Linked DNA regions of Homo sapiens: regions 1 and 2 are each linked to region 3. A link is a loop called in an ENCODE intact Hi-C map of the cell type or tissue named here. Cell type or tissue: GM12878. All regions are shown on one strand. Links, peaks and the distances in the headings refer to the core of each region. The heading gives the core; the rest is flanking DNA. Region 1 has its middle 130 kb from the start of POU3F4. Region 2 has its middle 830 kb from the start of POU3F4. Region 3 has its middle 1.0 Mb from the start of SH3BGRL.

Evidence for each region. Peaks named below come from ENCODE experiments on the same cell type or tissue, not always from the same donor. Only the 100,000 strongest peaks of a DNase experiment are listed, where the experiment ranks them.
Region 1: a loop joins it to region 3, with 6 times the contacts of the local background. A loop is called at or near these places in 5 of 110 quality-filtered maps.
Region 2: it touches region 3 in a loop (22-fold over the local background); 6 of 110 quality-filtered maps call a loop at or near these places.

The regions. Positions count from the first base shown.
Region 1 is chrX:83,630,776-83,640,954 of GRCh38, forward strand. No RefSeq gene overlaps it. Among named protein-coding and RNA genes, the nearest start is that of POU3F4, 130 kb to the left of the region's middle. RefSeq lists an enhancer at 4,237-4,586. In GM12878, for the core only: a CTCF peak has its summit at 4,658 (motif pointing left); a DNase peak (open chromatin) is centred at 4,476.
Region 2 is chrX:82,671,105-82,681,283 of GRCh38, forward strand. No RefSeq gene overlaps it. Among named protein-coding and RNA genes, the nearest start is that of POU3F4, 830 kb to the right of the region's middle. In GM12878, for the core only: no CTCF peak of the experiment used is centred there; no DNase peak of the experiment used is centred there.
Region 3 is chrX:82,214,188-82,224,366 of GRCh38, forward strand. No RefSeq gene overlaps it. Among named protein-coding and RNA genes, the nearest start is that of SH3BGRL, 1.0 Mb to the left of the region's middle. In GM12878, for the core only: no CTCF peak of the experiment used is centred there; a DNase peak (open chromatin) is centred at 4,354.

The DNA.
Region 1 (10,179 bases), core at 662-8,661, 1.4 Mb after region 3:
CGGGTGGTTGGGTGCTTGCTTCCATGCAGGCATTCGCCACAGTGGTGGAGGCAATGCATCTCATGGGTGGGAGTATGGAGGGGTCCCTGCTAATGACTGTGCAGTCCCGCTGGTGGTGGCCTTCGCTCAGGGGCTCGGTGTTGGCAGGCCCAGGTCTGTATGCCTTCTCTGTGTGTCACAAAGTGGAGTGGTCACTCAGGATAGGGGAGTATCTACTGTTCTCTGCACCTTATTTCACTTCCAAGGCAGTGTTAGTGCAAGGGTGGGGTGCTGGTGGAGGTGGGGCTGGTTGGCTCTTTTCCTGCCTAGTCTCCATCTGTAATGGCAGTTAGCAGGGGTACAAGGGGTGTCTACACTCCCACCACAGTAGTAGCAGGGAAGGGTGCATGCACCCTAGCACACTGGCGGGGCAAAAAAAGCAAAATCCACCTATGCAGACATGGACCTGAAAAGTGATGTGAGTAGTTGCCATGGGTCTAGGGGAAGCTGTAGTGAGTGGGAGGGAGCATGCAGGCTGGTGCATGACCATGGAGGCCACCTTACTGGAGCTCTTCACTGGATAAGCACAGTCCACCAGCACAGAAGCTATTATGTGATTCCTCAGGGCACCCAAAACTGCCCCACAAGCAGTTGTGGCCAGCCAGCGACCCCTGTAGAGGCCAGCAGACCAAGTAGTGCTCAGGTCAGATTGGCCACATCTGATGGGTAAGACCACCCTGCAGAGTTCAGGATTGACAGTTCCCCTAGGGCTAAAGTCTCCTATGGGGACAAGTCAAGCCTAGGGTCATGGCCGTCTCTGGATGTGCTCTGCTAGAGATGCTCTCACACTAATCTCTCTGTGCTCCACATCAGCCTCTATGCTGCCCCTACCATTTCTCTAAGCAGCAATCTCTGCCACTCGAGTGTCCATAGTGGTCGAAGTATCTCCTCCTGCTGGAGTTCCAGAGGCCAATGGTGAGAATGCGTTGTTCCTTGCTAATTCAACTCACCTATTCCCCTGAATCCAATGGGGGGGGCAGGAAATGAGTCCAGGTGCACAATAGCCCCGTGTAGAGTTCCCATATTCCTGCCCGTTCAGCCCAGCTTCTACGACTTCCCTCCATCTTGGTGCCTTCCCTCTGAAGATTTGTTAGAAGTATGCTAGTAGTCTGGATCCCTCCCTGGCAGTTGTTCCACCTTGCTGAGTCTAGTCAGCCATCTTGGCATAATCTGAGGCAAGTAGTTTAAGACCAACCAGGGAACCATAGTGAGACTGTGTCTCTACAAAAATGAAATAAAACAAAATAAAATAAAATAAAAAATAGCCAGGGATGGTGGCATGCAACTGTAGTTTTAGTTACTCAGGATGTTGAGGTGGGAGTATGACTTGAGCCTAGATGTTTGAAGTTTTAGTGAGCTATGGCTACACTGCACTCCAGCCTGAGTGACAGAGTGAGACCTTCAGGAAAAGAGAGAGAAAGAAAAAAGAAATGAAAGAAAGAAAGAAGAAAAGAAAGAAAGAAAGAAAGAGAGAAAGAGGAAGGAAGGAAGGAAGGTAGGAATGAAGGAAGGAAGGAAGGAAGGGAAAGAAAGGCCAGATTCTAACACAGAATAACCTGGCATTTATTGCTGCTCAACACTTTCCAAATCTAATTTGAAAAGCTTATATTTATAGTGAAGTCCCTGAAGGGGACTTCCCCTTGGATGCTTTACAATCGATTTCTGGCTTAATCCAGGTCACCAGAGAATTGTTAATCTGGACTGCTGGGCAACTTTATTTTGACATAGTATAGATCAATAATATCTTTTACAGACATTTTGTCATTAAGGCATTGAATTAAAATAAGGGGAATTATTAGAAACAGCCTTTAAGAAACAAATTGCTGGATTTATTGTCAAGGTCTTGTTGATACTGCTCACAATGTCCTCTTGAAAACATCTCATGAGAGACTAGTTATCTGATGTTAGTAACAATATTTGTTGTTAAGATATTATAACTCATACAGTTGATAGGGTTTCCATCTGCACTGACAGCTCGAAAGTTCAGAATCAAATTTGCGGCTCAGGTTTAGCAAATGTGAAAAAAAATTTTGGCATACATTTTACCTCCTAACTTCATTCAGATGCTCTTCATCCAGCCACTGCTATCTCTTCATTTCTAAATCCATAAACTCTTTTCTAGCTTTGTAGAGACAGTTTGTGTAGTGGTTATGATCATGGCCTCTACATTTAAGTAGGCTGTATTTAAATCTACTTTTTGTCACTTACTATGTAGCCTTGACCTAGTTACTTATATTCTCTATACCTCAGTTCCTCCATCTGTCCAGTGGATATAATAATGGTACATACCTCCTAGGGTTGTTATAAGTATTACATTGGGGTAATATATGCAAAGTGTTTAGAACAGTGCCTGACACCCGGTACTATTAATAACCCAATTTCAGGGGATGCCATTTACATAGAATGTAGCATGAATGATGCTTTTTAGATTTGGACAATGTGATGACTCTGCTGATACATAGTGAGTACTCTATAGATGTTAGCCAATGTTATTGCTCTCACATGTTCATAGACTGTGCAGTTTTAATGAAAGAAATAAACCTATTTCCCTCACTGTCTCCACAAAAGAAGGTGGGCCCACAAAAACCCAGGTTGTAAGAAAACTTTCTAACACTTACTTCTAAGGCTACCTCATCTCTAAATTCAGCCAGCTTCAATCCCATTTTGTTACACTTTGTTTTCTACCAGGCCGTTGATTTGGGAACAGTATGTGACACCAAGTATTATATGTAAACATAATGCCAGGTAGATCATCTTGTTGAACATACGTGTTCATGTGTTGTTATGGTAGAACGATTTATATTCCTTTAGGTATATATTCAATAATGGGATTGCCAGGTTGAATGGTAGTTCTTTTTTAAGTTCTTTGAGAAATTGCCAAATTGCTTTTCCCAATGACTGGACTAATTTACATTCCCATCAGCAGTGTACAAACGTTCCGTTTTCTCCAAAACCATGCCAGCATCTGTTATTTTTGACTCTTTAATAATAGCCATTCTTACTGGTGTGAGATGGTGTCTCATTGTGGTTTTGATTTGCATTTCTCCAGTAATTAGTGATGTTGGGCATTTTTTTCACATGCTTGTTGGCTGTGTGTGTGTGTCTTCTTTTGGGAAGTGTTTGTTAATTTCCTTTGTCCTCTTTTTAATGGGGTTGCATGGTTTTTGCTTGCTAATCTGTTTAAGTTCCTTATAGATTCTGCATATTAGACTTTTGTCAGAGGAATATTATGCAAGTATTTTCTCCCATTCTGTATGTTGTCTGTTTACTTTGTTGATGACTTTTTTTTTTTGCTGTGCAGAAGCTGTTTAGTTTAATTATGTCCTATTTGTCAATTTTTTTTTTGCAATTGTTTTTAGCATCTTCATCATGAAATCTTTGCCAGGTCCTATGTCCAGAATAGTATACCACAGGTTTTCTTCAAGGGTTTTTGTAATTTTAGATTTTACATTAAAGTCTTTCATATATCTTTAGTTAATTTTTTAAATGGTGTAAGAAAGTAGTCCTGTTTCAATCTTCTGCATATGGCTAGCCAGTTATCCCAGCATCGTTTATTGAATAGGGAATCCTTTATCCATTGCTTGTTATTGTTGACTTTGTTGAATATCAGATTGTTGCAGTTGTGTGGCTTTATTTCTGGCCTTTTTTGTTCCATTGGTTTATGTGTTTGTTTATGTATGAGTATCATGCTATTTTAGTTACTGTAGCCTTGTAACATGGTTTGAAGTCAGGTAATGTAATGTTTTAGGTTTGTTTTTTTTTCTTAGGAATGCTTTGGCTCTTCAAGCTCTTTTTGGGTCCTGTATGAATTTTAGCATAATTTTCTCTAATTCTGTGAAGAAAGTCATTGGGAGTTTGATAGGAATAGCATTGAATCTGTAAATTTCTTTGGGCAGTATGGCAATTTTAACAATATTAATTCTTACTATCCATGAGGATGGATTGTAGGGACCAGCCCTACAGGGTCTGTGGGTTTTTCTACTCTTGTGCGGAAATGAGAGATTGTAGAAATAAAGACACAAGACAAAGAGATAGAAGAAAAGACAGCTGGGCCTGGGGGACCACTACCACCAAGACACGGAGACCAGTAGTGGCCCCGAATGCCTGACTGCACTGCTATTTATTGTATACAAGGCCAAAGGGGCAGGGTAAGGAGTGTGAGTCATCTCCAATGATTGGTAAGGTCACGTGAGTCATGTGTCCACCAGACAGGGGGCCTTTCCCTTTTAGGTAGCTGAGGCTGAGAGAGAGAGGACAGCCTACGTCATTATTTCTTCTATGCTCTTCTCAGAAAGATTGAAGACTTAAATACTTTCACTAATTCTGCTACTGCTATCTAGAGGGCGGAGCCAGGTGTACAGAATGGAACATGAAAGTGAAACAGGAGTGTGACCGCTGAAGCACAGCATCACAGAGAGACGGTTAGGCCTCCAGATGGCTGTGGGTGGGCATGACTGACGTCAAGCCTTCCACAAGAGGTGGTGGAGCAGAGTCTTCTCTAACTCTCCTGGGGAGGTCTGCTAAGTAATGAGTGCCTTCCCTAGGCACTGACGCTACTGCTAGACCAAGATCAGCTAAGTAACGGTTGCCTTCCCAGGCACTGGCGTTACCGCTATACCAAGGAGCCCTCTAGCGGCCCTGTTCGGGCATGACAGAGGGCTCACACGTCTTCTGGTCACTTCTCACCTTGCCCCTTCAGCTCCTATCTCTTTATGGCCTGGTTTTTCCTAGGTTATAATTGTAGAGAAAAGATTATTATAATATTGGAATAAAGGGTAATGCTATAAACTGATGATTAATAATGTTCATATATCATCATATCTATCTATAATCTATTTCTAGTATAACTATTCTTATTTTATATATTTTCTTTATTATATTGGAACAGCTTGTGTCCTCGGTCTCTTGCCTTGGCACCTGGGTGGCTTGCTGCCCACAATGGACTATTTTTCCACTTCTTTGTGTCATCTTTAATTTCTTTCAACAGTATTTTGTAATTATTTTCACGGAGATCTTTCATCTCCCTGGTTAACTGTATTGAGTAGGAGTGGCTAGAGTGGGTATCCTTGTCTTGTTCCATAAATTCTCAATGTTTTTGTAAAATGAAAATAATAACATGTATCTCATAAAGGCGTTTTGAAGGTTAAATATAAAGTACCTACAATAGTACCTAATACACAATGTACGACCATTATTAATGTTACTGGGAGAGGAGATGATTAACAGCTTATTGCAACCAGGCAAGATACAAATGATTCCATATTCAGACAAACACATCTATAATTATTAAATAAAGCTTCTGGTCTAGAGTAGAGTTTATATGCTGGAAATCTTCTCAGGGGCATTATTACAATGAGGATCTGAAGAATGCATTCCAGAAAATTCTAAAAATGTCTAAACCACTTCAACTCTTTGCAGTTCTCCCAACCCCAAAGATCAAGGCAAACCAACTCCTGGCAACCCAGTGTTCGTATTGTGCTTTCTGCAGGGTGTAACTGAAGAGAAGTAAAAAATGTCAGTGTGTGTTGAAAGATTACCTGGGGCTCACCAAGTTGCTTAGTATTCTCTCACCTATATTATCGCTTTCAGGAATGTTCTTAGATAAAGATGTAACCAAATTTTTTCCTATCTTTGTTGTCTATCTTCAACCTACTCCTAAATGTTCCCTCCCTCATCCCTTCAGCTGAAAGATGCACTACTAATTTGGGTGGTTGCTAATTAAGATCTTAAACTGTGATCCCCTCTCCTGGAGTATGTGAGTTTTCACAGTGTACAAAAAAAGATACATACACACACACATACGCATACACACGCCACTCAAAACTTTTAACATGTAACAGAATGACATTATAATGATGAAATGCATATAATATTGTATATAAGCATATATAAGTAAATGTAATTCTACAAATATATCTGTTTGCACTGCTGTTATATAAATGTGTCTGACTTTGAACAGAAATAAAATAATTTCTAATTTGAATGCTATCTGGAAGAATCTCCCACTGAATAATTGAGAGAAGTCACTTAATCTACAGTTACTTCAATGTTTCACTGTCAAATGAATCCCCCCTCTTTAGGTGGATGCAAAAGTAATTGTGGTTTTTGCCATTAAAACCACGTACATTGTGTATCAGGTACTATTACAGGCACTTTAATATTTAACCTTCAAAACACCTTTATGAGATAGTTGTTATTAAAAGTAATGACAGGAACTGCGGTCACTTTTGCACCAACTTAATACGTGTTCCTAAGAAGCTGCTGGGGTTCAAATTGCACACTTGCTGGCACACTGGAATTTTGCTGTCAAAATATTTTATGCCTTCATGTGTGGATTACGTATGATCCAAATAAGAATGTCTACATGAGAATGCCACTCCCAAAGCAGCCCACACCTGAGGTCTGCTATAGCATTTGTCCCTTTTCATTTGTTCTTCATGATGCACTGACATTTGTCATTCTTATTCAACCTCAATGACTCTCTAGGCTGATTTAGAATTAATAATACAAACTGTTTCTAGGACTGCTGTAACACAGCTGTTTATTTTATCATTTTATAGAATTAGAGCCCTAAATATTTTTGCTTAAAAATAAAATGAGTGTTAATTTTGGAAATATACAATTAATTCTGCCTTAACGTCCCTCAGGGTGTGTTTGTGAGTGCACATGCCCACACTTACATGCACACATGTTGTGTGTGTGTACTTCTAAATAGATAGAAACAGGCTTCCACACGTAGTCATGCATCATTTGACAATAGGTATATGTTTTGAGAAATGTGTTAGGCTATTTCATTGCCCTGCAAACATCATAGAGTGTTACTTCCACAAAGCTAGATGGTATAGCTTAATACATACCTAGGCTAATATGGTATAGCTTATTGCTCCTAGGCTACACACCTGTATAACCTAAATAGCATGTTACTGTACTGAATATTGGAGGCAATTTTAACACAGTGGTATGTATTTGTGTATCTAAATATAAACAAACAAAAAGTACAGTAAATATATGGTATAGAAGATTTAAAATGGCGCACCTGTCTAGGGCACTTACCATGAATGGAGCTTGCAGGACTGGAAGTTGCTCTGGGTGAGCCAGTGAGTGAGCGGTGAATGAATGTGAAGGTGTAGGGCAATACTGTTCGCTAGTGTAGACTTTATAAACACTATACACTTGGGCTACACTACATTTACGTTAACAACTTTCTTTCTTTATTAATAAATTATCACTTGCTTACTGCAACTTTTTAACTTTATAAATTTCTTAAACTTTCTGACTCTTTCGCAATAGCATTTACCTTAAAACACAAACACATTGTACAACTGCACAGAAATATTTTATTTGTTTATATCTTTATTCCATAAGCTTTTTTCTATTTTTAGTTTTGTAACTTTTTAAATTTTTTGTTAAATGTTAATACACAGACACACACATGAACCTAGGCCTGCACAATATCAAGATCATAAATAACCAATATCACTGTCCCCCACCTCCACATCTCATTCCACTAGAAGGTCTTTAGGGGTAATAACACACGTGGAGCTGTCATCTACTATGATAACAATGCCTTTTTCTGGAATATCTCCTGCACACCATGCCTGAGGCTGCTTTACAGTTAACGTTTCATAATAAATAGAAAAAGTATACTCTAAAATAACAATACAATGTGTAGTATAATAAATACAAAACTAGTAACAGTTGTTTATCATTATCAAGTATTACAACTGTACATAATTGTATGTTCTATATTGTACTTTTATAATGACTGTCAGTGCAGTAGGATTTTTTTATGCCAGCATCACTACAAACACATGAGTAATGTGCTACACTGTGACATTACAATAGCTACCATGTCACTAGGTGACAAAAATTTTTCAGCTCCATTATAACCTTCTGAGACCACTGTTGTAATATGTGGTCCATCACTGACTGAAACATCGTTATGCAGAACATGACTGTAATTATGAAACGTTAAATTTATTGTATTAGTTTTCTAGAGTAATCATAATGAAGTGCCACAAACTGGATGACTTAAACAACAGAAATTTATTGCCTCATGGTTTTCTGTCTCACAGGCCAGAAGTCTGAATACTAAGTGTCTGCAGGTTATTTTGAATTTAGGATCATTTTTTTTTAGTTATTTCTGTTTGCTTTTAAAAGTTTACATATTTTCCTTTTAGCAGTCTGCATTACAGCAGACTTCACTAACAGTTTTCCTTTAGGTTTTTAAAATAAAGTACAGGAAATGTCAGCACAAGTTAGTGTCATTTATTTTGAAAACTCAAGCCTCGATGTTTTTTTTTTTTTTTTTCCTTAGCTGTGCAGAGACCCCCTTAGGATTAGCTTTCAACAGAGCTTCCATTCCAGGCCCGGAAGAAACCTTTGATATTAATGTCAGCCCACTGGAAAAAGCTATCAGCATTCCACTAAAAGTTACAATGCTGAGTAATTCAGGAGAATAACTGGTCAAATCTGGTTGCCAATAGACTACTAAGTCTTCCTTAGTGACAGCTTTGGAGAAGTGCTGGGATAATGTGGTTGCCTCTATTTTTAGGTACCAGTCAGTCACTGGAAAAGGACATCTGTGCATGACTTCTATTTTATCCAACAGCCAGATGTCAGCCAGAAGAACAGATGGCCCACCTGGTTGCAGGAGATAAAAGTCAGTGTCAGGTCTGCCCCTGGAAGGGTCCTTCAGTAGCAAATTAGTCTAACGTTAGGGAAGAATCAAAGTAAATTGGATCAACTAACTCTCCTTTCTTCACGGTAAAATTCCGAAGGACTCAGGTTTCCTGCGTCAGGTTTCCACAGGCAGGCCTTCCTATCACTCTTCCTTTTATAATCAGGAGGACCACCAGGGTTTCTGGGAGAGAAGTTGTCCCTTCATATTTTTATGGCAAACTTGGAGCTTGTGACTGACGCTGCTCAAAGGCAAGGGACTTGCTTTGCTGAAAGCTTTACCTTCCCCAACACACTCCTTATGACACAGACAAATAGAGGGCCAATGACCCAAGGCTCCAGTGGGCCTAGCAAAACAAACTGACCAGCATTTCCAGACTAGGCCCCAGCTATATTCACATACTCACCTAACTTGGCTCTTTCTGCACAAACTGAGCTTCCCAACTCAACTGGTTTTCTGCCTAATACCCACTTATATGCTTACCTGATGTCATCCATCAAGAGCGCCCTTCTCAAGAATCAATGTGAGAAAACAGTTGAAAAATTCATCAACTTGAGTAAAAAATACTGCTATATAAATTATCTACACTTATAACTTTATGTTATCCTAACTTACAGATCTATCATTCTTCTTAGGAGGACACAAGAAAATTTTCTCACTCCCAATGAGTAGTATGCTTTCTCTTATTGGATTATGACTTTAATACACTTTATTACTTCCTTTTTTGTCTTGGTTGCCAGAAATCTCAGAACTATATTTGATTCTCAATTGCCAAACTCCCATTTCTTTTTTATGATTTGCAGGTTTTTAATTTTCATTTTAAATAATTAGTATCCATCATTAATGTAAATCCTTTCAAATCTGTGAAATAAAAAAGTAGATAAGGATATACAAATATTTAAGAAAGAGGCAATGAAGTCTTTTTTCTTTTTTTTTTAGACAGAGTCTCGCTCTGTCGCCCAGGCTGGGGTGCAGTGGCGCGATCTCGGCTCACTACAAGCTCCACCTCCCAGCTTCACGCCATTCTCCTGCCTCAGCCTCCCGAGTAGCTGGGACTACAGGCGCCCGCCACCAAGCCCGGCTAATTTTTTGTATTTTTAGTAGAGACGGGGTTTCACCGTGTTAGCCAGGATGGTCTCGATCTCCTGACCTCGTGATCCGCCTGCCTCGGCCTCCCAGAGTGCTGGGATTACAGGCGTGAGCCACCGCGCCCAGCCGTGAAGTCTTTCTAGAGTATAGACTAATAACAGCTCGTAACTTGTGCTGACACTATCTCTTCCCCATGCATTTTTAAAATTAAGATATGATTGACATAGCATAAAACCAACTCCTTTAAAGTGTACAACTTACAAATCTGTGCCACAATCACCACTATCTAAATCCGGAACATTTTCATCACTCTTGTACCCATTAGCATTACTCCCAATTTCCCTTTTCCAATCCACTGGCAGCCACTAATA
Region 2 (10,179 bases), core at 894-8,893, 460 kb after region 3:
CAAAGAAAGATCCAAGTCTCAGAAGGATTTACCAGTTCCACTTGAGGAGAAGCTCAAAGTCAGGTAGGCTTTCAGTGGGCCCCTGCTGGACTTTAGATCAAAGTCTGAGCAACTCCTCCGGCATCCTGAGTCTTTTCTGAGGCCCCACGTAATTCTGTCATTAAATTATAATTGACAAAAATAGTGAAATTGTAAAATATTTGAAGACATTTATTCTGAGCCAAATATGAGTGACCAATGGTACAGCCCTCAGGAAATCCTGAGAATATGTGCCCAAGGTGGTCAGCATACTACTTGGCTTTACACATTTTAGAGAGACCTAAGACATCCATCAATACATGTAGGATGTACTTTGCTGTGGCCCAGAAACTCAGGAAAACTGGAGGTGGGGTCTTCCAGGTCATAGGTAGATTCAAAGATTTTCTGAATGGCAATTGGTTGAAAGAATTAAGTTACTGTCTAAAGACTTAGGATCAATAGAAAGAAATATCTGGGTTAACATAAGGGGTTGTGGGGACCATGGTTTTATCATGCACATGAAACCTCCAGGTAGCAGGCTTCAGAGAGAATAGATTGTAAATGTCTGATATCAAAATTAAACACTCTGTTCTATCAGTCTTAAGGTCTGTGCTGATGTTAATGCTGGTCAGGTTTTTCTTAATTCCAAAAGGGAGGGGGGCATAATGAAGCATATATGACTCTCTCATTCCCATCATGGACTGAATAAGTTTTTCAGGTTAACTTTACAATGCCCTTGGCAGAGAGGACAAGCCCATTCAGATGGTCAAGGGGGCTTAAAATTTTATTTTTGGTTTACAGTGACTTTCTTTGTTTAACGATTAAAACACAATGGTCAGAAATCAATAAATCATTTGAATGAAAATTGAATAAAAGCTATAAATGATCTTTCCATAGTTTGTTTTTTTAAAACTTTAAGTCATGCTATGTTAAATTAAGTAACAGATCATAATAACATTTCTGAGTCATTTATATTGTATAGAAAAGCTAACTATATTTAAATCTGTTCATAAATTGAAAACAACATCTTTCTAAAAATTATGAAATGGTTTACATCTACCAATACTGGTATGAAACTGTTCAAAATTACTTGCTTCTTAGGTTCTTAACTGTAAATTAGGATTATTAGGGGTTTATATTGAAGTTTATATATAATTAAAACTATTAGATATAATAGAAACAATTCTATATACAGAGTAAATAAAAAAGTAAGATGCATTTTTGATTAAAAAAGCTAAAAAGGGTATCATTTTTCTCTTACATTAGAGAAAAATTTGTGTGGTAAAAATAACAAAGAGAAAAAATATTTTTTGCCTAAATTGTCCATATATATTAAAATATATACATGACAAAATAAAAGTTTAAGCAAGTTGTAAAAGGTTTACAGAAAATTAATCTCATGAAGGAAATTATGTGTGATGAAGTTCACTAAAATTAGAAGGGAATTATTTATAAGTTCCTATGAAAATTGAGCAATAATATCAAAATACACAAATGCAAAGCCATAGTCTTTGCCCCTGTGTCAGAACAACAGAGGTTTTTAGATCATCGATCTGCTTTTTAATTTAATCATTTTAAGAGGTTGTTAAAGGCTTATGAAAATTTTAACTCCTGTGCTCAAAGCTGACTTAAATTTGATGGATTTCTTTATCAGGTATTATTAAAATTAGTTTCCATATAGATATACACTAATATAAATGTAAAATTTGGTTTTCTTCTTTGCATAAGAATTTAATGTAGTATTAATAAGATATAGTAAAAGATTTGTTTAACTTTTGAGTAAATGACAGAAAAGGCAGGGAAAAGTTTGCATCATACTGTCTTTTTTAGGATTCTCAATTGCAAACAGTCTCTTCTCTATCAAAGAATAAAAGTTTTCACTTTATGAAATCTTTACATAATAATGTTCGATAAATAAATGACAGTTATATTCAGTGATCTGTGGTTCTATTTTAATCGTGTATTTTAGAACTTTTTTATTTTAACATTAATTTAAATATTTAATATTTGACATACTACCAAAAATTAAATTTCAAATTCTAAAATGTAGTCGTATTGACCCAAGCTAACTTGGACATAACAAGAACCCCTGGGTGACCAAGAGATACATACTAGACTTATTCAGTATGTTAAAATCATATGGAAAGACTTGTCAACTTGTCAATTAAGAAATGGTGTTTTGCCGGGCACAGTGGCTCACACCTGTAATCCCTGCACTTTGGGAGGCCGAGGTGGGTGGATCACGAGGTCAGGAGATGGAGACAATCCTAGCCAACATGATGAAACCCCGTTTCCAGCAAAAATACAAAAATTAGCCAGGTGTGGTGGCGTGCACCTGTAGTCCCAGTTACTCAGGAGGCTAAGGCAGGAGAATCGCTTGAACCCGACAGGCGGAGGTTGCAGTGAACCGAGATCATGCCACTGTACTCCAGCCTGGGTGGCAGAGCGAGACTCCACCTCAAAAAAAAAAGGAAATAGCATTCAACTTTCTTTGAGTTAATTTACATAAATGTGTAATCAACATGTGTTCCAAAATTGTAGGAAATTCCTAAATTTCTGATATGTCTTGATATATGTCATCAGTCATAATTATCATTATTATAGTAAATTGATGTATGCCCCAGAAATAACCAAATTCAGTCTTAAATTGTGTCTTTAACAATGGCTATTTTAAGCCACTTGTCATCCACAGATAATTATGGTTTTTCTTTAATTCTTATCAAAATTCAGTTTATAATCACCTTCAGTCCAAAATTTTCTTTTTCTTTGAAAAAATTTGTGAAAAGGACTCTGGCAATTATTCATGAATATAGGTTTCTGATAACTTACATGAAACTAAACTGATAGAAAACTGTAATCCTTTTTATAACATTTTGTGTAAAATATTGCTGATTCATTTTATATTTTGTTTTCCAGAGTCAAACATTTTTCTTTTGAGCTACGTATAGCTTACAGCAATTGAGTAAAGTATATTTTGTGAGAAAAGTTGAAACATTTACCTTCCTCTCTACCTGAATTTTGCAAAATTTGGAAACTATTCATGAGTATTCTTATATTGTGCCAATCTAGTTATTTAAATACGTTCAATTAAATCTGTTTTTTTTTTGTAATAAAACACAATTGAAAACACTGGTTATTTTACCAACACTTTAACTGGAATGGCTTATTTTCAGATGCTAATGAACAGATTGCTTTGAGAAAATGAGGTTGACTTTGAAATAGGAAATTTTCCCTGACCTCTTCCCAGGGTGTAGGGGAGCTGGAGCGAAGTCACTAGGGCTAGCTGGCTGCTTAGGCTGGCTTCACTCACTAGGATCCACCCCTCAGGCAAGGGGAAGTGCAGCTGAGTTGTTGCAGGAGCCAAGCCGAGGTGAGTACTTCTGGGCACTGACAGGAGCAAACTCCATGCAGGCCCCGTGGTAGTGTCTTAGGGGAGCACCTTCAACCCCTAAAGCCCCAGAAGGAGTGTTAAAGTCAGCACTCTTTTAGCTTTGGCATCTGTGGATGGCTTAAGTGTTTAACAGCTTGGTGGACCCTCTGTCTTTTCACATGGACAGAGGATCAGTGTGACAGCCTTCTGCATCCTGAGCTCTTGTCTGGTGTCCAGAGAAAATCAGGTCACATGAATAAATTGAAGGATAGTAAATGCAGGGGATTTCACTGCCAATGGAAGTGGCTCTCAGTGGGAAGGGAAACTGGAAAGGAGATTGAGTGGGAAGGTATTCTTCCCCTGAAGTCTGGTCATCTCTGGCCAGACACTTTCTCAAAGTCCCACCATCAAGCCATCCCTCTGATGTCAAGCTGTTTCTCTCTGATGTCCAGCTGCTTCTCCTCTCGATGTTTGGCCACTTCTTCTCTCTGCTGGTGTGATCTTGGGAGTTTTTATGGGTACAGTATGGGGGACAGGGCAGGTAATGGGTGGTTTTGGAAAATGCAGCACTCAAGTGGGAACACAGAAATGCATTTTCTCACTTTGGGCTGTAGTTCCAGGCTTGAGAGTGGGGTCTTTTCTGCCTAGAAATTATCTGCCTCCTGTCTCTAGCAACTTGACTTTATAGAACCAATAAAAAGTCCTTTGAAAAGACTGGCCTGTTACCATGTCTATGTGCTTTCTTTATAAGCTTCCTGATCTTGCAGTAAGTGAAAAGTATTACTTCCTTACAATCCCAGGACACTCAAGGTATTTTGGGATCTTGAGCAGAGATAAACTCATTCAAATTATACAGGCATTCCAGGCACAGTCTCATGGTAAATTCTTGGCTTGGCTTCCTAACCTTGAGAGGCTTTTAAAAGTCTAATCTGAGATTCTTTATCAAAAATTTCCAGCAAAGCCAACTTAAAACTTATATGATCATTCAGCATTCTTTTTGCACTTTATGCAAATAATCAGGCCATGTATAATACTAAAACTTATCTTGCAAGTAAATTGGCCCTACTAAGATTCAACTTTGGTAAAAATGGGGAACTGGAAAGAGAAGCACTATGTTTCATAAAAAAACTATAGCACACTTGTTATTATTAGGTTCGTGCAAAAGTGATTGCAATTTCTGCTATTAAAATTAACAGCAAAACCTGCAATTACTTTTGCACCAACCTAATAAATTCCAGCTCTGACCATTGTTTTTGAGCTTTTATTACTTTCCTACAATTTTGACTAAATTCAGAATTATTTACTGGCTATATCATTGCTCTGAAGAAGAACCAGGTTTTAATTTTCTTCATGATGTTCTTAATTGACTCTCCAATGAAATACTTTTAGTTCTAGTGTACACATTCTCCTTTTGATTATAATCCTTATATGTAGTATAGTTCTACTATGTATCTCTCATTGTTTTACTTGTGAGAAACCTGAACTCATGGTATTCCAAAGACTAGAAATATTTCAACAAGAGACAACAGCTATATAAATCAGTGACTTGAATATGGTCTAATTTATGCCATCCTGTGATGCCTTCCCAATTTGACTTTTGGTTTCCATACAATTGTTCACTGAGATGTATCTGTTCTCCTTGCCCCATGTAGTAAAGGATCTTCTGGGAAAAAGCCTTCTTAGCAATGTGAGACTAAATTCCTGGACATAAAAGGCCAAAATCATTTGAGTTTTTCTATGATTTTTTTCTTCTAAAGACCTTGATTAAAATGGGAAAAATGAGAAAAGAAAAATAGCTCGGAGAAGTCTGACCTATGTGAGGTATAAAAAATTTATTAGGCTCAGAAAGACGTGTATGGAACTTCAGCCATTCTTCCCCACACCCCCATGCCCAGAAGCAATTGTTTAAAGGTAATTTTTGCCTAATTGCCTCATATATTATCTTCATGTTCCTGGAATTTGCAATTAAAACGACAAGGTATGGCCAATCAATAGATTATGCTATTTTAATGTAAATTTTTGACAAACAACTTGAAAATCACCTCTTCTTTTTCTTTAATACCCCACTTGTAACTGCTGCTAATGCTATGCCCCCTTGTGGTCATTCTCAATCTTTTAGCTCAAATAATCTGTATAATTTATAATATTTTCTGTATTTCATTGTGTAACCTTGACACTAAGTGCCTAAGAACTAGGGTAGCGGATGTTGTGATTCTCAGTCCAAGGCCAAAGGCCTGAGAACTCATGGGTCTGCTGGTGTAAGTTCCTGTGTCCAAAGGCCACAGAGCCTGGAATTCTAATATTTATAGCTAGGTGAAGAAGAGTGTCATAGCTCAAGGAGAGAGAAAAAAGTTGTTTCTCCTCTGACTATTTTGTTCTATATGGGTTTCCAGCTGATTGGATGATGCACTCTGACATTGAGAAAAGATCTTCTCCATTCATTATACTGAGTCACATGCCAATCTTTTCTGGAAAGAATGTAGCATACACACTCAAAAATAATGCCTTAGGTATTCCTTAATCCAGCCAAATTGACACCTGAAATTAACTATCACAGGTGCTTTTAAAAGATTTACTCAGACTCCGTCTAGATCAATTAAATTGGAATCTCTGAAGCCTAGTGCCTGGGCATTAATATTTTTATTAAATCTCTTGGAGTAAGCCTAATGTACACACAAAATTGAAAACCACCACATCTAAGTAAGTCTGCAAATTTGTCAAAATTGCTTATTTTCCTAGGTCCCCAGTGTTCTCCTTCTCTAGGTCCTTCTGGTCACCTGGTAAACAACCAGATTAATTAATTTTGGAATAAACCATCTAAAAATGAAACTCAAACGGTAAAAATTATAGCACTGTGAGATCAGGGTATGAAACTATACTGATATACCCTAAAGCACTACACATCAGACTTTCGAAGCTCAGTTACTTCTCTGGTGCTTCTTAATCTTGTCATCCAAATGAGTCACTGTCTTATCTGTCTATGTTTAAGAACCCAGGCCATAAGGAAAATAACTGGTAAGCCACACTGTTCTACTCTGATGCAAGGGAGGTATCCTCTGCTGCGGAGTTGTTCTGTCTAAGTCAGTTGCAAGCATTTTTTTTTAGATAAACTTTATTTTTAGAGCAGCTATGTGTTCAGAGTAAAATTGAGTAAAAAATACAGAGATTTTCTATAAACTTCTTGCCCCCTCAAATGCACAGCTTCCCTACATTATCAACATCTTTCATCACAGTGGTGCATTTGTTACAACTGGTATAACTCCACTGAGACATCATTATCACCCAAAGTTTATATTTTACATTAAGATGTTGTACATTCTACAAGACTTGACAAGTATATAACACATGTATCCATCTTTATAGTCTCATACAAAGTGTCTTCACTTTCCTAAAAATCTTCTGTGCTTTGCCTGTTTCTCCCTCTCTCCCTGAAATCCTGGCAAATCTGATCTTTTTACTGACCCATTAGTTTTGTTTCTCCAGAGTGTCATATTGTTGGAATCACACTTTTTGGAATTTTCAGGTTTTTTTTCTTTTTTTTTTTTTTTTTTGAGACAGAGCCTTGCTCTGTCACCCAGGCTGGAGTGCAATGGCGCAATCTCGGCTCACTGCAACCTCCACCTCCAGGGCTCAAACTATTCTCCTGTCTCAGCCTCCCGAGTAGCTGGGATTACAGGTGCCTGCCACCATGCCCAGTTAATTTTTGTATTTTTAGTAGAGATGGGGTTTCACCATGTTGGTCAGGCTGGTCTTGAACTCCTGACCTCAGGGATCACTGTCCACCTCGGCCTTCCAGTGCTCATATTATAGGTGTGAACCACTGTGCCTGGCCTTCAGATTATTTTCTTTTGTTTAGTAGTATGTTTTTAAAGTTTTCTCCATTTTTTTTTTCATGGCTTGTTAGATCATTTCTTTTTGGTGCTGAATAATATTTCATTGTCTGAATGTACCACAGCTTATTTATTTGTTTATTTAGTTAATTAATTTATTTATTTTGAGATGGATTCCCATTCTGTTGCCCAGGCTGGAGTGCAGTGGTGCGGTCTCGGCTCACTGCAACATCTGCCTACCGGGTTCAAGGGATTCTCCTGCCTCAGCCTCCTGAGTAGCTGAGATTACAGGCACCTGCCACCACCCCCAGCTAATTTTTGTATTTTTAATAGCAATGGGGTTTCGCCATGTTCATCAGGCTGGTCTCAAACTCCTGGCCTCAAGTGATCCACCCTCCTTGGCCTCCCAAAATGCTGAGATTACAGGCATGAGCCACTGTGCTCAGCCTACACAGCTTATTTATTTATTCAGCTACTGAGGGACATCTTGGTTGCTCCCAAGTTTTGGCAATTATTAATCAAATTGCTACAAATAATTATATGAAGTTTTTGTTGTGTATGTTAGTTTTCAACTTATTTCGGTAAATACCAAAATGTGCAATTGCCAAATGGTATGTGCTATAGACTGAATGTTTGTGTCCCCTGACAATTAATATGTCAAATTCTAATCCCAATGTGATGATATTTAGAAGTGGGACCTTTGGGAAGTGATTAGGTCATGAGGGTGGAACCCTCATAAATTGGATTAATGCCACTATAAAAGAGCCCCCAGAGAAGAGTGTGTGTTGGGGAAATGTGAGGAGAGGCAGGCTAATGAGTACAAGCAACTAGATGGAAGGAATAAGTTCTAGTGTTTGATAGCACACTAGGGTGACTATACTTAACAGCAGTATATTGTATGTTTCTAAGTAGCTAGAACAAAGACTTGAAATATTCCCAACACAAAGAGATGATAGTTGTTCAAAATGATGGATATCCTAAAAGCCCAGATTTAATCATTGCATATCCTATGAACATATCAAAATATCACAGGTATCTCAAAAATATGTACAAATATTATGCATCAATTTAAAAATTTTAAAAGACCCTTGAGAGGTTACTTGCCCTTTCTGCCATCTGAGGACACAGCAAAAAGATGGTCATCTATGAACCAGGAAGCAGACTCCTAGAAGACACAAAAATATGCTAGCACCTTAGTTTTCGGAACTATGAGAAATAAATACTTGTCTATAAGCCACACAGTATGAAAGTCTATTATATCAGCCCAGAAAGACTAAGAGTATGGTAAGAGTATGTTTAGTTTTGTGAGAAACTGCCTGTCTTATAAAGTGCTTGTACCATTTTGTATTCCACCATCAATGAACAATAATTTCTTTTGCTCAACATCCTCACCAAAATTTAGTCGATGTCCTGGATTTTCCATATTTTAATAGGTTTGTAATGGTATCTCATTGTTATTTCAATTTGCAGTTTAATAGTAATAGTGATGTTGAGCATCTTTGCATGTGCTTATGTGCCGTCTGTATATCTTCCCTTGTGATGTATCTGTAGAGGGATTTCACCCGTTTTATAATCAGGTTGTTAGTTTTCTTATTGTTGAGTTTCAAAGGGCATTTATATATTTTAAATAAGAGTGTTTTATCATATATTTTTTCCAAATATTTTATCTTATTTAGTGGCTGACCTCTTCTTTTCTTGTTGTCTTTTATGGAGCAGTTTTTAAGTGAAGTCCAGCTTATCATTTCTGTCATAGATTATGCTTTTGATACTTTATCTGGAAAATTATTGCCAAACACAAGGCCTTCTATCTTTTCTTTCTTTCTTTCTTTCTTTCTTTCTTTCTTTCTTTCTTTCTTTCTTTCTTTCTTTCTTTCTTTCTCTTTCTTTCTTTCTTTTTCTTTCTTTCTTTTTCTTTCTTTCTTTCTTTTTCTCTTTCTTTCTTTCTTTCTCTTTTTCTTTCTTTCCTTTATCTCTCTCTCTCTCCTTCCTTCCTTCCTCCCTCCCTCCCTCCTTTCTTTCTCTCTCCCTCCTTCCCTCCTTCTCTCCTTCCTTCCTTCCCTCCTTCCCTCCCTCCCTCCCTCCTTCCTTTCTTTCCCATTCTGTTGCCCAGGCTGGAGTGCAGTGGCACAATCTCAGCTCACTGGAATCTCCACCTCCCGGGTTCACGCGATTCTCCTGCCTCGGCCTCCTGAATAGCTGGTACTACAGTTATTATTAACCCTTAATAATCCTAATTTCCAGTTAAGAACCTAAGAAGCAAGTAATTTTGAACTGTTTCATACCAGTATTTGTAGATATAAACCATTTCATAATTTTTAGTAGAGATGGGGTTTTGCCACGTTGGCCAGGTTGGTCTCAAACTCCTGATCTCAAGTGATCTGCCCACCTATGCCTTCAAAAGTGCTGAGATTACAGTTGTGAACCACTTTGCCCTGCATAGATTTTCTCCTATATTATCTACTAGGGACTTTACAGATTTGTGTTTTACATTTAGTTCTATAATTTTTTTGAGTGAATTTTGTGACGGATGTAAAGTCTGAGTCTAGATTCTTTTTTTTTTCACATGTGGATGTCCAGTTGTTCTAGCATCATTAGTTAAAACATTTATCTTTGCCCTATTGTATTGCCTTTGCTTCTTTTTACTGAGACAACAACTATTAATCAAAATAATTGTTTTTCCCAAGCTTTATTGAAGAATAATTGCCAAATAGAAGTGTTATATAATTAGATATACTTTAAGCTTTGATATATGTATATGTCGTGAAATGATTACCAGAATCAAGAAAATTAGCATATGCATCACCGCACATGGTGGTAAGAACAGTTAAGATCTACTCTCTTAGCAAATTTCAAGTATGCAATACATTATTTTTAACAAAAGTCAGCATACCACACATTACATTACTAGAAGCTATTTATCAACAATAAACTGCCAGTTTGTACTCTTTAACCAATGTATTC
Region 3 (10,179 bases), core at 830-8,829:
GATATTGCCTAGGTTGTCTTCCAGAGTTTCTATAGTGTTGGGGTTTACATTTAAGTCTTTAATCCATCTTTAATTAATTTTTCTATACACTGTAAGGGAGGGGTCCAGTTTCAATATTCTGCATATGGCTAACCAGTTTTCCAACACCATTTCTTGAATAGGGAGCCCTTTCCGCATTGCTTTTTTTTTGTCAGCTTTGGGAAAGATCAGATGGTTGTAGGTGTATGGCCCTATTTTGAGGCTCTCTATTCTGTTCCATTGGCCCGTGTATCTGTATTTGTGCTAGTACCGTGCTGTTTTGGTTACTGTAGCCTTGCAGCATAATTTGAAGTCAGGTAATGTGATACTTTCAGCTTCTTTCATTTTGCTTATTATTTCCTTGGCTATTCGAGCACTGTTTGTTGTTGTCCCATATGAATTTTGAAACTTTTTTTTGGTTTAGTTCTGTGAAAAATTTAATTGTTTGTTCAATAGGACTAGCATTGAATCTCTAAATTGCTTTGGGCAGTATGACCATTTTAATAATATTGATTCTTCCTATCCGTGAGCATGGAATGTTTTTCCACTTATTTGTGTCATCTCTGATTTTTTTTTTTTTTTTTTGAGCACTGTTTTGTAGTTTCCCTTGAATAGATCTTTCATTTCTCTGGTTTGTTGAATTTTTAGGAATTTTATTCTTTTTGGGGTGATTGTGAATTGAATTGCATTGCATATTTGGCTCTTGTCTTTAATGTTGTTGGTGTTTTGGAATGGTAATGATATTTGTACATGGATTTTGTATGCTGAGACTGTCCTGAAGTTGTTTTTATCAGCTTAAAGCAGCTTTTGGACTGAGACTATAGCGTTTTCTAGGTATAAAATCATCTTATGTGCAAAGAGAGCTACTTTGACTTCCTTTCCTTCTATTTGGATGTATTTTATTTCATTTTCTTACCTGATTGCTCAGGACAGGACTTCCAATACTATTTTGAATAGGAGGGGTGAGAGAGGGCATCCTTGTGCCAGTTTTCAATGACAATGCTTTCAGCTTTTGCCCATTCAGTATGATGTTAGCTGTGGGCTTGTCATGGATGACTCATTATTTTGAGATTTATTTCTTCAATACATAGTTTGTTGAGAGTTTTTAACATGGAGGATATTGAATTTTATCAAAAACCTTCTGTTAATCTATTGAGATAATCATGTGATTTTTGTCCTTAGTTCTGTTTATGTGAAGAATCACATTTATTGATTTGCATAAGTTGAACCAACCTTGCATACCAGGAATAAAGCCTACTTTATCATGGTGAATAAACTTTTTGAAGTGCTACTGGATTTGGTTAGCCAGTTTTTTGTTGAGGATTTTTGCATTGACATTCATTCAGGATATTTGCCTAACATTTTCTTTTTGTTGTTGTTGTTGTATCTTTCCAAGGTTTTGGTATCAAGATGATGCTGCCTCATAGAATAAATTAGGGAAGAATTTCTTTTTCTCAATTACTTGAAATGGTTTCTGTAGAAATTTTATCAACTTTTCTTTGTACATCTAGTACAATATGGCCATAAATTTATCTGGTCCTGGGCTTTTATTTGGTTGTTAGTCTACTTATTACTGATTCAATTTTGGAGCTTGTTATTGGACTGTTCAAGAATTCAATTTATTTTTGCTTCAGTCTTGGGAAGTTGTACGTACCCAGGAATTTATCCATTTCTTCTAAATTGTCTAGTTTGTGTGAATAGAGGTGTTCATAATATTCTGGGATGTTTACTTGTATTCCCTTAGCATCAGTGGTAGCATCCCCCTTGATGTTTCTAATTGTGTTTATTTGAATGTTCTCTCTTCCCTTCTTTATTTTTCTATCTGGTGGTCTATCTATTTAATTAAATTTTTCAGAAAACCAATTCCTGGATTTGTTGATCTTTTAAATGTTTTTTTGTTGTTGTTGTTTGTTTGTTTGTTTTTTAGTTTCCTTTAGTTTAGTTCTGATTTGGGTTATTTCTTGTCTTCTGCTAGCTTTGGAGTTGGTTTGCTCTTGGTTCTTTAGTTCTTTTAGATGTTATATTAGGTTGTAAACCTGAAAACTCTCATACTTTTCTATGTGGGTGTTTAGTGCTGTAATTTTTCCTCTTAACACTGACTTAGCTATGTTCCAGAGATTCTGGGTTCTTGCGTCTTTGTTCTCATTTGTTTCAAATAACTTCTTGATTCCTCCCTTAATTTCATTTCTTACCCAAAGTTATTCACGAGCAGGTTGTTTAATTTTCATGTAATTGTATGGCTTTGAGCAATATTTTTAGCCTTGATTTCTAATTTTATTTTGCTGTAGTCTGAGAGTGGTTGGTTTGATATTAGTTCTTTTGCATTTGCTAATTGTTTGACGTCCTATTGTGATTTCCAATTTAGAGTTCCATTTAGAGTTTAGAGTAGCCGTTACTACTAGATGTGTTCAGACAGGGGTTGATATGTGCCAGGTGGCAATGAGGAGAATGTATATTCTGCTTTCTGGGGCTGGCAAATTCTCTAGAAATCTATCAGGTCCATTTGATCCAGTGTTTATTTTAGGTCCTGAATATATTTGTAAGTTTTATGCCTCAATGATTTATCTAGTACTTTTAGTGGGGTACTGAAGTCTTCCACTATTATTGTGTAGGAGTCTAATTCACCTTGTAGGTCTCTACGAACTTGCTCTATGAATCTAGGTGCTCCTGGGATAGATGCATATATATTTAGAATAGTTAGGTCTTCTTTTTGAATTTAAAATATTACCATCATATAATGCTCTCCCTTGTCTTTCTTGATCCCTGTTGGCTTAATTTTGGTCGAACATTTGTATTGTCTGAAATTAGGATTGCAACTTCTGCTTTTCTCTTTTCCACTTGCTTGGCAGATTTTTCTTCATTCTTCTATTTTGAACCTATGTGTGTCTGTACGTGAGATTAAAGACAGCATATGATTGGGTCTTGCTTGTTTATCCAGCTTGTCACTCTGTGCCTTTTAATTGGGGCATTTAGACCATTTACACTATAGGTTAATATTGATATGTGTGGATTTGATTCTGTCATCGTGTTGTTAGCTGGTTATTATGTGAACTTGTTTGTGTGATTGCTTTAAGGTGTCACCGGCCTGTGTACTTAACTGTGTTCTTGTAGTGCCTTGTAAAAATCTTTCCTTTCCATATTTAGTGTTCCTTTCCGAAGTTCTTGTAAGAAAGGTCTGCTAGTAACAGGCATTTGCTTGTCTGAAAATAGTTTTATTTCTTCTTTACTTATAAGTCTTAGTTCGGCTGGATATGAAATTCTTGGTTGGAGATCTTTTTTTTCTTTAAGAATGTTGAATATAGGCCCCCCAATCTCTTCTGGATTGTAGGGTTTCTGTTGAAAGGTCTGCTGTTAGCCTGATGGGGTTCCCTTTTGCAGGTGGCTTGCTTTTTCTCTCTAGCTGTCATTTACAATTTTTCTTTCATTTTGACCTTCGGACATCTAATGATTATTTGTCTTGGGAAGATCTTGTTGTGTAGTATCTCACAGAGGTTCTCTGCATTTTCTTAATTTGAATGTTGGCCTCTCTAGCGAGGTTGAGAAAGTTTTCATGAAAGATATCCTGAAATAAGTTTTTAACATTGCTTACCTTCTCCCTGTCTCTTTCAGGTATGCCAGTGATTTGTAGATTTGGTCCATTTACATAATCCCATATTTCTCGAGTTTTTTTTTTTCATTTGGTTTCATTAAAAAAAAAAACCTTTGTCTGCCTCTCTTATTTCAGAGAGGCAGTCTTCAAATTCTGAGATTCTTTTTTTGGCTTGGTCTATTCTTCTGTTAATACTTGTGATAGCGTTATGAAATTCTTGTAGTTCTTTTTTTTTTAGCTCTATGAGATCAGTTAGTATCTTCTTTATGCTGGCTATTTTGTATATCAGCTACAGTATCATCTTCTTGTAATTCTTAGATTCCTTGCATTGACTGAGTTTTGATGTTCTCGTGAATCTCAATGATCTTCATTCATATCCATATTCTGAGTTCTGTTTATTTCATCACAGACATCTCATCCTTATTAAGAACTCTTGCTGGAAAATTAGAATGGTCACTTCAAGGACAGAAAACTCGAAGACTCTGGCCATTTGACTTGTCAGATTTATTTTGCTGGTTCTTTCTTATGTCTCTGTATGAGTGTTCTTTTAACTGCAGTGTAGATTGACTACATTCAGCAAAATTCTTTTCCCAATGTTTCCAGAGAGCAAACACTTTGCACAGGGTTTTGATTTGAAGCTAACTTGTTATCTTTGATTTCACAGGGTAGTACTTAAGCAAAGTATTTTTGTTGTTAAACATTTCAGATATGATCCAGTAGGTGGCGCTTAAGCATAATTGTCAGTAGGTAGGCTCTTGCTCAATCATGTGACTTCTCTGTAGTTCCTCACAGTTACAGCTGTGCTTTCTTTCAATGCTCTGAAAGTGTGGGCTTCTCTCTCACTTGAATGCTGGCTGCAGATCACGACTTGGCAAACCCAGGCTGCACACCACAGCTCTGGGTTGATCTCAGAGTTCATCTTACCTCCTCAACTTGGAGGCAATAGAGGAAGAGACCTCTAGGAAAAGATCCTCTGACAGTAAATGTGCCCGAGGGTCTTTCACTTTTCTTCTGGAGCTACACTCCAGAGAGACGTAGAGCTGCAATTAATCAGTGTGGTCATCCCAGAAGGAAGGGGTTGCACTGCGGGTCCAAGCCAGGGAATCCCTGCCTGGCAATGAGCAGGGGTGGTAGATGGGACCTGTGGGAGACAGACTGGCCTCCTTTACTTAAGGTAATTGCAGCTTGCTGGACGTGTTAATAAGGCACTTAGGGTCTTTGCACTTTCCTCAGTTTGAGGGGAGCAGGGGCAGTATCACTGCAGAGGCAGTGGCAGATGGGCTTTCAGTTGCCACTGGGAACTCCACCTCCAAGAAACATGAAGCCGTTACTACTGGGAGTGTTCAACCAGGGGGTGGTGTGGCTGCACTGCTGGCCTGAGCTGAGGGTTCTGGTTGTTGTGGAGCAAGTGGTCAAGGGCTCACAGGTAGGAGAGACAGGTCTCTTCTTAATGTGGTGATTGTGGCATGCTGTAAGCTTGGGTGTAGCCCTCAGGCTCTTTATTTCTTCCTCAGAGCAAAGGCAGCAGGGGCAGAACCACTGATGTGGCAATGGCAGAGGAGCTGTTGGTTGCCTCTGGGAGCCTCTCCCCAGGGAATTTCAGAACCACAACAAGTGGGCTTTCTCAGCCATGAGTTTGGTGGCTGTTCTGCAGTCCTGAGCTGGGGTCCCTGCCTGGTGAAGAGTGGGGGATGGGAGTTCCCAGAGTAGAGGGACTGGAGTTCTCTGTATATGTTGGCTGCTGTGCACTTGGGGTGCCAGCATAGCGACAAGGCCCTTTGTTCCTTCCCCTGCCTGTGGGAGCTTAAAAAGGTACCACTGCAGCTGCAATGCTGGAGGAGTTGTGGGTTGATTCTGGGATCTTCTCTTCGGAGAAAAGCTGAGCGCATTTGATTAAAGTGATCAGGTAGGAGCAAAGTGGTTATCCTGGAGTCACAGTTCATGCAGCCCCTCCCAATGAGGAAAAGTAATGTCTGAGACCTGTATGGAAGACAGGCCAGCCACTTTTCCATTAAGCAGCTGCACTGTTCTAGGGGTAGGCACCAGCCCCTTATTCTCACAGACTCTCCAGAGTCTGAAGGCAGCTAAAGCAAGGGCTGCAAGAAAGCAAAGATGACACCCCACCTCTCTCTCTGGAAGCTCTGTCCCAGGGAGGTGTGGAGCTGCTAGGGGCCTGATATTTCCAACTGGTAGTGGGTAGAGCTTCTGGTTGGGACCTCCTGCTGAATGAAGAAAAATGGGATCTGGGACCTGCATAATAAACAGTCTGGCCATTTCTCTGCAGAGTGGCAGTGCTATGCTGGGGATCTGCTCCAGTACTTAGTCACCTTGGACTTTCTAGAGCCTTAAGGCAGTAGCAGCAAAGGCTGCAAAATAGCAAATATGCTAGCCCAACCTTTCCCCTGAGAGTTTCATTTCAAGGAGTTGTGTAGCTGCTGCCAGCTCAAGAGCACTGACTGTGGGTGGCTGGAGTCCCAGGCCGGTGGGTCTTTTCCTGAAAGTTTCCATGAAAGTAAAGCCTGCTTGTCACTGTTGCTCAGCCCCGTGGATTCAGCCCCTTTCCTCGGGCATGTAAGGGATGCTAACCTGCCCCTTTGCTGGAGATGCAGCTGCTATTGCCACAATGCCCAGGGATCCAAGGCTCCCAGGACTCAACGTGTGCCTGAGTGATGGCTCTGCCAAGACTCCACTTAGCTCTGCATGTCAGACTGAAGGCCCTGGTGGAGCAGGTTCACAAGAGGCTTTCCTGACACCAGGGTTGCAAGGATTCGTGGAAGAAATGTAGGCCCTTGGGGTTTCTCACTCACTGTTTCCCTGGGCAGGAAAGCCTCCCCTGTCTCCATGTTACTCCCATGGGGTGGGGGGGTTGGGGGGCAGTCATCCTGTCTTTCTCTTCTCTGTTCTCCATGGGTCAAGTTGTTTCCTTGATAAATTCCAATGCATACGTGCACCTGGATGTTACAGTGGAAGGTGTAGTATTCACTTGCCTAGTATTTCTTTCTATGAGAGCAGGAAACACTAGCAACTTCTGGTTGACCATCTTCCCTCCCTTGAATCTATTTTTTAATAGCTGTACTAATTCAAATTTCAATCAATAGTGTGCAAGATTTCCCTTTTCTTCACATTCTCACCAACACTTATTCATCTTTTTTTAATAGCCCTTCTAACAAGTGTGAGGTAATATCTCATTGTGGTTTTAATTTGCTCTTAATTTTGTTTAGCAATGTTGAACAATGTTTTTACATACCTGCTGGTCATTTGCATGTCTTCTTTAGAGAAATTTCTATTCAGATTATTTCCTTATTGTTTAATCAGGTTTACATTTTTGCCATTGAGTTGTAGGAGTTCCTTATATGTCTGAATATTAACCCCTTCTCACACCAATGACTTGCAAATATCTTCTCTGATTTTGTAGGTTTCCTTTGCTATGTTTATTGTTTCCCTAGCTGTCCAGAAGATTTTCAGTTTGATGTAATCCCATTTGTCTATTTTTACTTTTTTGCCTGTGCTTTCGGGGATAGATATTAAAATAATCATTGCCCACTCCAATGTCATGAAACATTTATCCTATGTTTTCTTCTAATAGTTTTACAGTTTCAGGTCTTACATCTAAGTCTTTCAACCATTTTTAGTTAATTTTTTGTATGGTGTGATATAGGGGCCTAATTTGATTCTCTGCATGTGAATATCCACTCTTCCCAGCACTATTTCTTACAGAAACTATCTTTTCTCCATTGTGTATTTATAGCAAATTTGTTAAAAATCAATGGACTGTAAATGCCTGGATTTATTTGTTGGCTTCCTACTCTATTCCATTCTTCTAGATGTCTTTGTTTATACCAGTACTATGCTGCTTTGGTTGCTATAGCTTTGTAGTATATTTTTAAGTCAGATAGGGTGTTATCTTTAGCTTTGTTCTTATTGCTCCAGATTGCGTTAGCTATTCAGGGTCATTCGTAGTTTTAAATTAATTTTAAAATTGTTTTTTCAACTTCTGATAAAAATAGTGTTTATATTTTGATAAGAATTGCATTGAATCTGTAGATAACTTTGGGTAGTATGGGCATGCTAACAATATTAATTAGTCCTACACACAAACACACAGGATACATTTTCATTTATTTATGCCTGCTTTCATTAATTTCTTCATTGTTTTACAGTTTCAGTGTGTAGGTCTTTCACCACTTTGCATAAATTTATTTCCAAGTATTTTAATGTTTGTGGCTATTGTAAATGTAATTTGCTTTTTGCTTCTACTATTTAATAGTTCAAGGTTAGTGTACAAAAACTCTACTCATCTTTGTATGTTTACTTTACAAACTCCAAATTTACTGAAGTAATTTCTTAGTTTCAACAATTTTAATAATTTCGTATAAAATATCATGTCATATTAAAAAGGCAATACTTTAATTTTTTTCTTTTCAATTGAATGTCTTCTATTTCTCCTCCTAATTGCTTTGGCTATTACTACCAATATTCAAATAAAAATGTTGAGCGTAGACATCTTTGTCTTTTTTCTGAACTTAAAAGAAATGTTTTTAACTTTTTATCATTGACTATGTTAACTGTATGTTTGTCATATATGGCCATTATTGTATTGAGGCACATTCCTTCCAAATTTAAATGTTTTAGAGTTTTTATAGGAAGGAATCTTGAACATTTAACAAATGCTTTTTCTGCATCAGTTAAGGTGATTATTTTTTGGTCATTATTCCTTAACACATAGTACATCTTATAAATTTGTGTATGTTAGACCATTCTTGAATCCTTGTGATAAATTTTACTTGATCATGGTAAATTATTCTTTCAATGTGCTGTTGAACTCCATTTACTAGAATTTTGTTGAGAATTTTGGCATCTATGTTAATCAGGGATATTGAACTGTAACTTTCTTTCCTTATAATGTCACTATCTGGTTTGTGTATCAGGGTCATGCTGGCTTTGCAAAAACAGTTTGGAAGTATTCCTGCTTTCTTAATTTTTAGAAAAGTTTGAGAAGGTTTGGTATTAATCTTTCTTTAAATGTTTGGTAGAATTCACCAGTGAAACCACAAAGTCCTGCACTTTCTTTGAAGAGACATTTATTACTGATTCAGTTTTTATACTCATTATTGGTCTGTTCAGATTTTCTTTCTTCCAGATTTGGTCTTGGTGGGTTGTACTGTTTCTCAGAATACAGTCATTTCTTTCAGGTTATCCAATTTTTGTTATATAATTGTCCATACAAAACTCTCATGTTCCTTTTTACTTTTTGTAATATCAGTTGTAATGTCTTCTTTTTAATTTTTTAATTTACATTTTCTTTCTTTTTATCTTTGTCTACCTAAGATTTTTTTCATCATTTCAAAAAATAAATTCTGCTTTATTGATTTTTCTATCGTTTTTCTGGTCTTCATTTTATTTATTTATTCTCTGATCTTTATTATTTATTTTTTCAATTAACTTTGGCCTAGTTTGTCTTTCTCTTTCTGGTTCCTTGAAGTACAATAGCAGGTTGTTTATTTGAGATCTTTCTTCTTTTTCAGTGTAAACATTTGTTGCCATAATCTTTTCTCTTAAAACTACTTTTAATGAATCTTATTTGTTTTTGTATATTTCCATTTTATGTTTTCTTAATGCATTTTTAACATTCCTTTAATTTTTTTTTGCCCATTGGCTGTTTTGCAAGATTATGTTTCAGGGATTTCTATTTGTATTTTATTAAATTCTCTCTGTTACTGATTTCCAGTTTAATATCATCAATATCAGAAAATATACTTGATACAATTGCAATATTTTTCAATTAGTTAACATATTTTTACAGGCTAACATTGAATCTATCCTGGAGAATGTTCCATATATTCTTGAAATAAATGTGCATTCTGCTATTGTAGGATGGAATGTTCTGTATATGTCTATTCCATTTGGTCTACTATTTTGTTTGTTTCTACTGGTATCTTATTTATTTTCTGTCTGAATGATGTATACATTGTTGAAAGTGGGGTATTAAAGTTTTCTACTACTATCATGTCACCATCTGTCTGTCACTTCAGATCTATTAATATTTCCATTATATATTTATGTGCTCTAATGTTGTACACATGTGTATTTACAATTATTTTATTGTTTTGATGTATAGATCCCTTTATCTTTGTATAATGACTTGCTTTGTTTCTTTTTGCAGTTTGTGACTTGACTTTAATTTTATCTGACTTCTATTTTATTTGTTTTTCACATTCCTGTTTATTGTTCCCAATCCAGGTGTGTCCTTAAATATGAAGTGATTTTTTTTGTAGGCAGAATACAGTAGGGCCTAGTTTTGTTTTGTATTTAATCCATTCAGCCACTCTTTGACTTTTAATTAGAGAATTTAATGCATTTAGATTTGTTTATTGATATTTAAAGACTACTACCATTGTGTTAATTATTTATTGTTTGTTTTGTAGATGCTTTATTCCTTTTTTTTCTTTTACTATCTTCTATGTGATTAGGTGATTTTCCCTAGAAGTATTTTTTGATTTCATATTTTTATCTTCCACATATATAGTACAGGATTGTGCTTTGTGGTTGCTTGAGGTTTCATAGAACACTTT